2 separate regions of the Homo sapiens genome follow, and region 1 is linked to region 2. A link is a contact called in ENCODE Hi-C or POLR2A ChIA-PET data. All regions are on one chromosome and are shown on one strand. The core of a region is the stretch at or near the end of the contact, and the rest is flanking DNA. Distances in the headings are between cores, read along the strand shown. Region 1 overlaps NRIP3-DT (NRIP3 divergent transcript). Region 2 overlaps DENND2B (DENN domain containing 2B).

Region 1 (6,532 bases), core at 2,784-5,283, 320 kb before region 2:
TGTTCTTTATTCCAACAGAGGACTACCAGGAACTCATTGAAGACATAGTTCGAGATGGCAGGCTCTATGCATCTGAGAACCATCAGGAAATACTTAAGGTGAGTGCCTGGCTCAGGTGGACATGGCAGTTATCCACAGAGCTTCCCGAGTACTGTTGGAGAAGGCTTCTCCTCCTGCTCCTTGTTGCCACCTTTCAGACACGGAGCCTGTCCTGGGCCAAGGTCAGTTTTATACCTTCACCAGACTTAATTTTTAAAAAAATCAGGTTGCTGTCTTTAGTGTTGTCAAGTGAAGTTGTATTTTTCAATTTGGAAACTTGTGGAGGGGCAGGGAGAAATTTGCTTATAAATCCAAACCAACAGCAAATAATGTTTTTCTATTAATTCCAAATAGTTGAGGATCCTTGGCTCTTTATGTATACTTCAAGCCTAAAATTCACCAAAGTTTAAATACTTATAAATAATTAGCAATAAACACTTGTGGTATCACTAATCCTACAAATACTCCCAAATCCCAGTGTTGCATTCATCTGGTTGGGAAAAAGAAAACAGGATTTTACATATTAAAGTTTTATTTATAAAAGTAATTCATACTTCTTAAAACTAATTAGGAAAAATAAAAACTGGAAAGAAGATAAAAATCAGAGGAAACAATTTTTGCAAGTGTTTTTCAGCTAAGCAAGCTACGGCCTAATACTGGGTCATTATAGTTCCATGGGCAAAATGTCAGCATATTTAAATATTTTGGCCCAGTAACAAAAATTCTGTTCTTTTTAGGATAAGAAACTTATCAAGGCTCTGTTTGATGTCCTGGCCCATCCCCAGAACTATTTCAAGTACACAGCCCAGGAGTCCCGAGAGATGTTTCCAAGATCGTTCATCCGATTGCTACGTTCCAAAGTGTCCAGGTTTTTGAGACCTTACAAATGACTCAGCCCACGTGCCACTCAATACAAATGTTCTGCTATAGGGTTGGTGGGACAGAGCTGTCTTCCTTCTGCATGTCAGCACAGTCGGGTATTGCTGCCTCCCGTATCAGTGACTCATTAGAGTTCAATTTTTATAGATAATACAGATATTTTGGTAAATTGAACTTGGTTTTTCTTTCCCAGCATCGTGGATGTAGACTGAGAATGGCTTTGAGTGGCATCAGCTTCTCACTGCTGTGGGCGGATGTCTTGGATAGATCACGGGCTGGCTGAGCTGGACTTTGGTCAGCCTAGGTGAGACTCACCTGTCCTTCTGGGGTCTTACTCCTCCTCAAGGAGTCTGTAGTGGAAAGGAGGCCACAGAATAAGCTGCTTATTCTGAAACTTCAGCTTCCTCTAGCCCGGCCCTCTCTAAGGGAGCCCTCTGCACTCGTGTGCAGGCTCTGACCAGGCAGAACAGGCAAGAGGGGAGGGAAGGAGACCCCTGCAGGCTCCCTCCACCCACCTTGAGACCTGGGAGGACTCAGTTTCTCCACAGCCTTCTCCAGCCTGTGTGATACAAGTTTGATCCCAGGAACTTGAGTTCTAAGCAGTGCTCGTGAAAAAAAAAAGCAGAAAGAATTAGAAATAAATAAAAACTAAGCACTTCTGGAGACATAATAATGTACATTTATTGCCAGCCTTCCTCGTTGCAAGCTTCCACCCTGCAGCAAATGCACTATGCTGACTCTCGCACCTTCAGCTGTGCCCTCTGACACTCTGCTGGCCATTGCCTGAGGGACTGGGGAGTTCAGGTGAAATGTAATTTCCTCAGTGGATGAGAATCATCAATTGTCATGAAAAGGCGATTTCACCAACCCTGAGTCGGTATTGCCAAGGGTTCTACTCCCCAAGTGGGCTTCCCATCACAAGGGATCTGAGGTCCAGGTGGGTGTGGTGAGGCCCAGCCTGTCATGTATGCCTTCCTTCCCCAGTCTCAAATGTGAGAGACGGACTCTGCTCCGTGGACATGAGCAGCCCCTTGAAGGGTGGTCTCATTCTCTAACAGTAACAGCACTGCCAGAAACACCCCCTGAATGCCACACGATCATCTCACTTTGGGTCAGGCCAGCAGGGCCTCACGATCATTTCTTGAACTTGAATTTTCAGTGTTATTGAATCTTTAAACATTTAAATCCCCAAGCAAAAATCTCATTACAGTGAATAAAAAGGAATCCAATCAAACAAGCCACCACTTCCCTAATGGATGGACTACCTACAACTATAGTGTTTTGTTATTTCAATAACAATTCTATGCACAGCCAATTCTCCATACCAAAGTACTAAAAAAATGTTTAACAAGCATTTTTGAAGAAAACAAAGAGAACTTCATTATGGTTAAACTTGCTTTTCATCTCAGTGTTGCTTTTTTTAACCTGTTAATAACATTGATTCTTAAAAAGTCCTAATCAAACTTCTTTATTTGGATGGGCCCTAAATATTCATTTTCAGATTTCTCTTCAAAAGTTTGAACATCATCATTAAAAAAAAAATAGCATTAAAACAAGCACTTGGACTTTGTTATACTGGAGCTTGGCCTATATTTCTGAGTCTAACCATAAGATGAAAATTCGAATGTCACATAAACCCGAGTTAGTGACCGCACTGATGTGAAGGTGAGATGAGCTGAGCTGCACCATTCTGTCCAGGCATGTTAGCAACTTTGTGCTCATGACTGTGTGATCCTGTCTTGCTGATTTCACAAGAAGGCTAGGGATGGGAATACTCTGGGGGTTGGAAGGAGGCTGCATAAACCCGGTCACTATGGAGGAGCATCCTCCACGGGGCAGCCCCATGCACCAGAGCTGTGTTGCTGGTACACGCACAAACCACTGACGCACAGGAGGTATAAAGAGGAGCTTCCTCTCTATTCCCTCAACTACCTTAAGAGATGCTGTGATCCTGTTGGGGGCTGGCTATCTGGAGATACTATTTCTACCTGCTACATCAATATTTATCAAACTTCTGCCTGGTACTCTAGGCCCTGGGGATGCGGCGATAAGACAGACAAGGTCCCTGCCCTCATGAAGCTTACATTTTAGAGGGAAGAGACAGACAAAGAACAGATAAATCAACATGAAAAGTAGCAGCTAGTGGTAAGAGCTATGTTGAAAATTAAAATAGGTTACTGTAACAGATGATTGTGTGGCTACTTTAGGATTGGGGATTATAGATGGCCTCTATGCGGAAATTACATTTCAATTGAAAACTAAATGGCAAGAAGAAACCAGTCTTGGGAAAATTAGGGGGAAGAGCTTTCCAGAGAGAGGAAAACCAAGTGCAAAGGCTGTCAGGCAGGAGCAACCATTTGTGTATATTGTAGTCTAGTGAGAAGGCAGGTCGTACAAGATGAGGCTAGAGAACCAGACACGGCCAGATCACATCGGGCTTTGGAATCTATAATGAGGGGTTTGAGTTATTTCTAAATATGTTGCAAACTTTTGAATGGATTTAAGCAGAGGAGTGAGATAATCTGATTTATGTTTTAAAAGGGTAGCTGTGGCTACTGTGTGAATAGGAAGCCAGCACGGAGGCAGAGAGAGTTATTCACAGACTACTGCAACAGAACAAGCAGCCATCCAGTTGGCAGATGAAGGTATTGTCTGGATTAGGGTGTTGTAGTGGAGATGAGAGAAGTAGAAGGATTCTGGATGTGTTTTGGGGGACAGTCAACAGAATTTGCTGATGGGGATTGTATGGAAGTGCTGAGGGAAAGAAGGAAGTCAAAGATGACTCCTAGTTGCCTAAGAAACTGGTAGATGGAGGAGACTAGGAGGAGCAGGTTCGGGATATGCAGCAGTTTTAAAACATGTTTGCAAATTCTTTGAGGTTCCTTCCATGGACAGTTGGGGTCTGTGTCACCTCCCCTTGACTCTGGGCTCTGTGACTGCTTGACCAATATTAACATGGCAGAAGTAATGCTTTACGAGGCCCAGGGCTTAAGACACTAGCAGCTTCCACTTCCTCTCCTTAGGACACTCACACTTGAAACTCAGTCACCACGTCATGAGGAAGCAAGCCATAACAGCCTGTGGAGAGGCCATGTGGAGAGGAACCACAGTCCCTCCACCCACCGGCCAGGCTGAGCTTCCAGGCGACAGCCAGCAAAACTTGCCAGCTGCGTGAGTAAGCCATCTTGGAAAGGGATTCTCCAGCTGCTCCAGCTGACACTTCATGGAGCAGTCCTCATTGAACCACAGAAAAATTAGAGATTTGTGTGCAAAATTAATGATTATTATCTTAAATGATTGATAGGTTTTGAGGTGACTTCTTATGCAGTAATATAACAGTGAAAAGGGGAGATGGTTAAGAGTTCCATTTTGGCCATTCTAGGTTCTAGGTGCCTATCATATGTCCAACTGGAGGGTTCAAATAGGCAAATGGTTATACAAAGCCCCAGGAGAGGTCAGGGCTGGAATATAAGTTTTAATGTCACAGAGTAAAGGCATGAGACTTTACCCCGGTTAAGGTCACCTGGGAAACATGTAAATAAAAGAAGACCGGGGAACTCTTAATTCTGGGATTTCCTGTGTGGGCACAGGAACCAGGACTTTGAGGAGCTGCGTATTAAGTAAACAGGAAGAGGTCAGAGCTGAGCTTCCATCTTCCCTCCAAGAGAGCTAGTTCTATGGGTGAACCCTGAATGGGCATGGATCTGTACAGTCCTTCCTTCTAGCTGTAGATATTGTTCTTTAGCCATTTACTGAAGTGCTGCATCTATGGATTTAACAACATCTCCCTTGAATTTCCAATGCTAATAAAAAAGTGTTTGCCTTTTCACACTAACAGACAATTATCTTCACTTTGGAAAATTGCTTCCTCTGAATCATGCCCTGAGCTGTTAAGTGTGTCGTCTGTAGGCACTCACTGGATTTAGGTTTGCAGGTGATATTAAAATGTCATGTGGCAACCTGGAAAAGGCAGTGGCTGCACAGCACAGTGCAAGGACTTGCTTACCCTCCGGCAGATCTTTGCAGGAAGATGCACCGGAGCTGTTGCCTGCAGCTGACCACCACAGCTGGTGGGCCTATGTGCTGGAAAACCCAGGGGTCATTCCAGGCCCAGCTGTAATCTTCTTAGCCCTGAAGAGATGCCTCTTACTGTCAGCATCTCTGCTTCTTTTCACACAGCAGGATACGTCTTGGAGCCTTACTCAAGTCTGCACTACTTCTAGCCAGCATTTGGGAGGCAAATGGACTAGCTGAGGCTGGAGTAAAGCAGTTCCTCACCAAGTTGAGGGAATCTTGTTGCATACGGCCCTCTAGCTAGGCAAGCCATCAGCTGCCTACAATTTAAGGTCCTGGGAGTGGCCAGTAGGGGCCCATCCACAGAAACTTAGAGGCCTTGGTGAGGCTTCATTTCTGTGACCATCTTCCATTCCAGGGGCTTGTGAGCCCAGCTCAGAGGTGTCCTAATATTTGTAGTGCCCTGCCTCCTTCTCCCTTCAGGCAGTCTCGATCAGCCTGCAGGAGACCACCCTTAGGGACCTGTTAACACAGCAAGGCTGCTCCTGTGATCCATGTCAGTGATATAGCCATGAAGATATCACTACTCAGCAGGGAGCACTTTCCAGAGAACACAGTGGCATCAAAATAGATTTAGAAAATGAAACCACTCTAATATAGGCAGTTTGCCTTAGTTGAATAAAAGCGATACAAATTAAACCTACCTACTGCAAGCAATGACAGTAACTCAGTAGTGCTTGGTTTTCAGAGTATCTCATAAAGGGGATGCAACTACAGACCTTAGTTACTAATAATTTCTTATTATGTTTTTGGTCATTCATTCATTTATGCAACATATATTTATGGAGAGCCTATTAAGTGCTAGACATTGTAGGAGCCAGGGATACTGCAGGGAGCAAAAGAAGCTCCCTGCTCTTGTGGAATTTAGGTTCCAGTCTGGGGAGACAGACAATAAACAAATGAACATATACTGTAAAGTCAAGTAGTGATGAGTGGTATAAATAAGGAAGGGCTAAAGGACAGAGAATGAGGAGGTGGTGGGAGGGAGCTGCTGTCTTAGGATGAGCTCATCATTAGAGTCATGAATCCAGGCCCCTCCTAGAGCACTGGCTCCTCAAACCAAGCCTGGCAGCACTGGCCCTGGCAAGCTCCTTTATCCGCCCAGCAAGACCTTGGCATTTCATGTCAAGCCAAGCTGACCAAAGCTTCAAGCTGTGAACAAGCCATTTGGCAGTTCCTCGAACAGGTGCCACCTAGTGGTTGCAATATGGAGTCGACCTGTGTTTCTGTCTCCCGTCCCACTGCCTCAGACCTTACATGCCCATAATTCAAGACAAGATCTTACCCAAGGGGCCCTGGGGACTAGGGCTGTGATTTGACAACTGATTGGTCGCATGTTGTTTGACACAGCCCTCGGAGTTTATTTTGTTTAGATATTTTCCTTTTTTCTCTGCTTGGCAGAGAAAAACTAGTGACCAAGTCCAAACTCATTGATCTAGGTCATTTCAAACTATCAACAACGCTCTGAATCTCACATACAAACACCGCATATTCATGCATTCACTGTTACGGTCTAGGCACCAGGGTAGGCTGGATATAT
Region 2 (6,408 bases), core at 125-2,624:
TTGACCAGGCATGTCATTCATGTAGCCCCTCCCCCCCCCCCCCCCGGAAGCTGGCCTTCCCATCCTAGCCTTTTAATATGCGAATGTAGGGCGCCTGATGTTCTACACACGTGGGAATATGCGGGGCAGCCATGCTGCTAGGCACCTGTAGGGGCAAGGGCAAGAGGACAACGGTGGGAATTGCCATGTTGGGTGGACCCAATTTCTAATGGTCTTCATTTGCATATCAAAGGTTGCCTGCCTGGCTCTAAGAGCCGGGGCTTTCTTTCCAGACAAGAAACATTTTTGAGCTGCTTTAAAGGAAATGAGGTACAGTGGCTCACGCCTGTAATCCCAGCACTTTGGGAGGCCGAGGTGGGCAGATCACAAGGTCAAGAGATCGAGACTCTCCTGGCCAACATGGTGAAACCCTGTATTAGCTGGGCCTGTAGTCCCAGCTACTCAGGAGGCTGAGGCAGGAGAATTGCTTGAATCCAGGAGGTGGAGGTTGCAGTGAGCGGAGATTGTGCCACTGCACTCCAGCCTGGGAGTGACACTCTGTCTCAAAATAAATAAATAAATAAAAATTTAAAAATTTTTTTAAAAAAAGGAAACAAAAACTTTTCCTCTCTCCATAAAATAATTTCTTAGTAAGTCCTACAACAACAGGATGGGTTATTGGCAACATGTTACATATTGTTTTGGTCAAAGAATCCATCCCAAGCAGTGGTTTCTCTAGAGTGGTCATTTGGACATTGATTAAGCCACCTTAAATGTCAGGTGCTCACAGGAGGGCAGTGAAGGAAAATCCCCGTTCTGGTTTGTCCTCCAATAAGTCCTGAATCCCTGGGGTATTTCCTTCCGTATGTATGAGGAAGCAGTTGAGAGGAAACCGAGAAATGAACTCCCGATTGCCTTCAGAGGGACAGGAACGCAGGCCCATCCTCAGCCCAGGAGAAGAAAGGAGGAAGAAAAACCAGAGCTGCTGACTTTTCCATAGAGCACCAGGGTTTAGAAAGGAAAACTGCCCCTCACTTGTTCCCATCACAGCCTCAATGCTTCTGTGTCTCACACTTCTAGGTGTTCTGTGGGCCCATCAGGCCCTTGTGAAGAAATCTAGCCCAACAGCTGGAATGAGCTGGGTACAGCAGTTCCAAGAGGCCCCTCCTGTGTACCAGCCATGGTCATTGTCAGCCAACAAAGCCCCTGACTGCCCAGCTTTGGTGCCCTGGCCTGGCCTGACCTTAGTGGCCCCTAAGAGAGCCTGGACCATGAGGTTTCTTTTCCTGAAGGTTCTACCCTCTAATTCAGGGCTGAGCTTCCTCTTTGCCACCCTGCCCCCCCCCAGGCCAGCTCCCGTGGGGCTGTGAATACAGCTATTGTTTCCTGTGGTTGCAGCTGCCTCTGAGCACATTCCAGGACCATTCTGGGAGGGACGATCCCAAGGTCTTGTTCTTGGCCTGGCCGGGTATTCAAGTTCTGCCAATCTGGGGTCTTGGAAAAGATGTCCTTCCTGTTCTGCCTGGGGTCTGCCTCTGGCTGGAGAGGGGAGGGGTAGGTCCAGCCAGCTCATGATCCGTTGCTGATGTTTTAGGTTTTCCACAAGTTCTTTGTCCCTCTTGCCTAGTTCTGATGTGGGGTGGGAGAGGGTACCCACGATCTGCATTCACTGGCCCTAGGGGTTTACAAAACCTACTGCCTCCTCAGCCACGGGCCCACTGATGTGCCCCCCAAACCCGAGACAGCCCTTTTCCAGATCTTTGTCAGATGACTGTCCTGCGGGTTGCTGCATACCTTCCTGGCTGTTTGCAGGTACATTTCCCTAAGAGAGTAGCATTGTTGTCCTTGAGGCGCTACGCAGTGGGAAAGCGGGGACTTTACCAGTCTGCAGGGTCCCTGAACCCCATTAGCATTTTTGTTGCACTGGGAGGTTTACGATCAAAGGCTGTCCTGAGCCTCCAGCGAGCTCTAAGTTCCTGGGCCTGGGCTCAGGTACTCTGTCTCTCTGTCTGCCCATCAGTACCCTCTCCAGCTGCTCCCACGCGGTGGTGGCCTTGCTCTACCCCTTCTCCTGGCAGCACACCTTCATTCCTGTCCTCCCGGCCTCCATGATTGACATCGTCTGCTGTCCCACCCCCTTCCTGGTTGGCCTGCTCTCCAGCTCCCTCCCCAAACTGAAGGAGCTGCCTGTGGAGGAGGTGGGCCACCGGGGGAACCAGCTGGGGGGAAGGGTGGAGGGGGAAGCAGGTGCTGGGATCTTACTTGTGGCCCCTCGGCCTCTTTACCAGGCTCTTATCCTTTCTCCCTGGGAGGTCTATCCCCGGCTGGAGTACTTCCTGTTAGCTGACCCTGGGAACCTGGGAGGTCTGGAGGCCTGGCAGAGGGCATTGCGGGACTCATGCCCTGAGCCACTCTGCTAATGACTCCTTTTCTCAGGCGCTGATGGTGAATCTGGGATCTGACCGATTCATCCGACAGGTAAGAGGGTGGGTGCTTGCTAGAGTTGGGCTCCTGAGCACCCTGCACCATCACACACACTACTCAACCTTCACAACCTGTTTGTTGAGCTCTCTCTCTGGGTTCAGTACTACTCACAGACTAGTCAAGGGTGGGGAGAAGCTGGTCTTGGAATCCTTGACCTTAGCAGGGTCCGCCTTTCCAGTGACATCATGAGCTTCTAGAAGGCAGTGTGGGAATTTGAAGAACACGGCCTGGGAGTCCACAGACTTGGCCACTGGACTTTGCCCCCTTTGAGCCACATGGTCTTAGGCCTCTAAATTCTTCTGAGCTCTAAAGGAGAGGTGGTGACAACACCTGCCTTGAAATGTTTGCTGGGGGTTACACAAATAACTATAGATTGTTATGTAACGTACAGGTTTGCAATCATTGTTGTCAACTACAAAAAGCCTTTGTTAGTCGTGGAAATCCTCCTGGCTCTCTACAAAGGAGCACAACCCAGTGCTCTCCCCTATGGAAATGTACTTATTGTCTGTTACACACCAATGACGGAGCTGAGGACTCCCTGGGTACCAGGCATAGTGATGTGGACACAGAAACAGAGTATAGAGACGAAACAACAGTCTAACTTCATTCCTGAGACACAGGCTGGCCACAGTCCCCCTGCCCCAAGCCAACTGTGCCTCCTGCCTGGAGCTGAAGATGGAGGAATTGGGGAGACCTAATCAGGAACCCCTGGCTGGTCCTGGTCACAGAGGCCAGTGAATGCCACACTGGCTCTACCCCCTTTTTTTTTTTTTTTTTTTTTTTTTTTTTGGAGACAGGGTCTCACTGTCATCCAGGCTGGAGTGCAGTGGTACAGTCATGACACTGCAGCCTCGACCTGCCTGGGCTCAGGTGATCCTCCCCATGTCAGCCTCCTAAGTAGCTGGGAGTACAGGTGCATGCCACCATACTTGACTAATTGTTTTTTTGTGTGTGTTTTGCAGATAGAGGGACCTGCTAAGTTGCCCAGGCTGGTCTCGAACTCCCTCCTGGGCTCAAGCGATCCTCCCGCTCAGCCTTCCAAAGTGTTGGGATTACTGGCGTGAGCCACTGCGCCTGACCCTCTACCACTTTTAATCTCTGTAATCTTGGGCAAGTTTCTTAACCTTTCTGTGCTTCAGTTCCTCATCTTAAAATGAGGTTGATGATAGTTATGAGGGTTACTGGGAGAGATAAATGAGATTATCTACTCACGCTCTTCTAACAGGTCTTAGCACATAGTAAGTGCTCAGTGTCAGCTATGATTGTCACTGTGCTTTCTTTCTCCTGCAGATGGACGACGAAGACACGTTGTTACCTAGGAAGTTACAGGCAGCTCTGGAGCAGGCTCTGGAGAGGAAGAATGAGCTGATCTCCCAGGACTCTGACAGCGACTCCGACGATGGTGAGAATAGTGCCCGGGCACGGTCAGCTCTGCTCCAGGCTCCCTCTGCTCTGGGTCAGGGCCCCATAGGGCCAGAACTCTGCCTCTGCACACCAAACCCTTTCTGGCTGATGAGGACCTTGGTCTCACTCTAGCGTCTTTTCTACCCCAGGTAGTTTAGGAAGGAAAACCCAAAGACATGTGGCAACCCCAAAGATACTTTCTGCTGACAGAAAACTAATTATTCCTCCTTCTGAGGCCTTGCCTCAAGCCATTGCAGGAGATGAAAGGCACTTCCTCTTCCTTGGAAGCCAGAAAAATCACTTAGGGTGAGGGATATGATGAAAGTGGTGCTCTGGTTTCTACTTTAATTCATCCAGCAATTATGTTTCAACTTCCATGTTCAGAACATAGTTTCTGGCCTTCTGCAGCTCGTAGGCTAGTTACAAGGCTATGAGCACAAGAAAGCAAGCTTCCAGAGGCCGGGTGTGGTGGCTCACGCCTGTAATCTCAGCACTTGGGGAGGCCAAGGCGGGTGGATCACCTGAGGTCAGGAGTTCGAGACCAGCCTGGCTAACATGGTGAAACCCCATCTCTACTAAAAATACAAAAAGTGCACCTGTAATCCCAGCTACTTGGGAGGCTGAGGCAGGAGAATTGCTTGAACCCAGGAGGCGGAGGTTGCAATGAGCTGAGATGGCGCCATTGCACTCTAACTTGGGCAACAAGAGTGAAACTCGGTCTCAAAAAGAGCTTCCAGAACAGAAGAGTGGTACTGGCTGGAAGTCTTGTTGGGGAGAGGAAGACTACACCAGGAAGATTGAGGAAGGCTTTGCAGGCTCTTGACCTGAACCTCAAAGATTGTCTTTTCCCTTCCAGAATGTAATACCCTCAATGGGCTGGTGTCGGAGGTGTTTATCCGGTTCTTTGTGGAGACCGTTGGGCACTACTCCCTCTTTCTGACACAGAGTGAGAAGGGAGAGAGGGCCTTTCAGCGAGAGGCCTTCCGCAAATCTGTGGCCTCCAAAAGCATCCGCCGCTTTCTTGAGGTTTTTATGGAGTCTCAGATGTTTGCTGGCTTCATCCAAGACAGGGAGCTAAGAAAGTGTCGGGCAAAGGGTAAGTCTTGGTTATCAGCTCTCTTCTCTAATTTTTTCACCCACAGCAGGGCTGAAGAACCAGGCACTATGATGGAAGCTCTTGGACATCAGCTAGGGCCAGGCCTCTTAACATCCCTTTACCTCTGTTAGAAACTTCAAGGTAGCATTCTTCTCCTCCGGCCCCAGTAAATGCCTTCACAAGGCTATGCACAAGCTAAGCCACATGGCTAGAGGTAGGACTCATCTCCACCTAGGAGCAGCATGCCATTGGTTGCCCACCCCCTCCTCAAAGAGAAAGATAGGAGAAAGCCCTTCTATCCAGAGAAAAGGAGCAGACTGAGCAATTTCGGGGGTTCTGAGAACCCAGTGGTTGGGAATTCCCTTACAGAGCATTGGGCCAGCTGTCGTAGGTTGGTGGCAGTCTTCATTTAAGGCAGATGGTTATCTTGTTTTTTGCTATTTCATCAGCTCATTCGAGGGCTTTTTCATCTCATCACAATTTTTCTGTCTAACCTCAGGGTTAGTACTTCTTCTGTCCTCTAATACTATCCATTTAGTATAACAACCTTTTTGGAACAACATGGTAGAGTTGTCTGAAGGAAGCTAGAGATGTCCACTTGGGGCAGCTCTGAACTGAGAAGCAGCCTCCTCACCTAGTGCAGCTTGGGAATGTGCATGGGGAGGCAGGGTGGCAGCAGCAAACCCCGGCAAGATGTCACTAATGATCGCCTTGATGAGCCAGCCCGAATTCTAGTAAGATGCTCCTGCAAATTATCATCCCAGATGTTTTCTTTCTCCTTTTTTGGCATCTGTGCTCCATGGTTCCCTTCATGTAGGCCTCTCCTTCCCTTCCTCCAATGACTGTTCTCTTCCCTGTGCCTGTTTCTTTTACCCAGGCCTTTTTGAGCAGCGAGTGGAGCAGTACTTAGAAGAACTCCCAGACACTGAGCAGAGTGGAATGAATAAGTTTCTCCGAGGTTTGGGTAAGTGGCCTTGTTACTGATGAGATAGATGTTCAGCAAGAAGGAAGGGGCTGGGAGATTTGTGTTCCCGAATACTCTAAATCAATGTCAACAGGTGTTATACTGGGGCTGTAGACAGAACAGGATGTAGACATCCCATAGTGACTAGAAGGTTCTCAGCCAGAATTCCAAGGGCATTTTGCACAGTAGTGGTCCTTCAATATCTGTGGGGGATTGGTTCCTGGATACCCAAGGATACCAAAATCCACAGATGCTCAAGTCCCTTCTATAAAATGGCATAGTATTTGCATATAACCTGTGCACATCTTCCCATATACTTTAGATCATCTTTAGATTACTTATAATACCTAATATAATATAAATTTTGTTATTTTATTTTATATTTTATTTATTTTATTTTAGAGGCAAGGTCTGGCTCTGTCACTCAGGCTGGAGTGCAGTGGTGCAATCCTAGCTCACCGCAGCCTCAAACTTCTGGCCT

Evidence for each region. Hi-C counts contacts between places; a loop is a spot of excess contacts on that map. ChIA-PET counts read pairs that join two places held with the same protein, here RNA polymerase II (POLR2A).
Region 1: a loop to region 2 is called in a map of dorsolateral prefrontal cortex, with 5 times the contacts of the local background. The contact joins two enhancer-like sites. A Hi-C loop is called at or near these places in 1 of 168 maps with a recorded cell type or tissue (dorsolateral prefrontal cortex). POLR2A ChIA-PET finds 5 or more read pairs at or near these places in 2 of 52 experiments (AG04450 and activated T-cell).

Annotation. Positions count from the first base shown.
Region 1 is chr11:9,015,442-9,021,973 of GRCh38, reverse strand. All of the region lies in intron 1 of NRIP3-DT (NRIP3 divergent transcript), which reads right to left. It overlaps SCUBE2 (signal peptide, CUB domain and EGF like domain containing 2), which reads left to right. Exons shown (of 23, transcript NM_001367977.2): 22 at 19-98; 23 at 777-2,498. The coding sequence ends at 929. Among named protein-coding and RNA genes, the nearest start is that of NRIP3-DT, 15 kb to the right of the region's middle. Within about 2 kb of position 4,033, at least 5 of the 41 ENCODE cell types and tissues checked have a DNase peak (open chromatin) inside an H3K27ac peak, as active enhancers do.
Region 2 is chr11:8,694,982-8,701,389 of GRCh38, reverse strand. DENND2B (DENN domain containing 2B) reads left to right here. Exons shown (of 20, transcript NM_213618.2): 15 at 2,000-2,177; 16 at 2,416-2,457; 17 at 3,754-3,865; 18 at 4,724-4,963; 19 at 5,841-5,927. Among named protein-coding and RNA genes, the nearest start is that of SNORA3B, 13 kb to the right of the region's middle. RefSeq lists enhancers at 1,635-2,420, 2,421-3,208 and a silencer at 2,134-2,428. Within about 2 kb of position 1,374, at least 13 of the 41 ENCODE cell types and tissues checked have a DNase peak (open chromatin) inside an H3K27ac peak, as active enhancers do.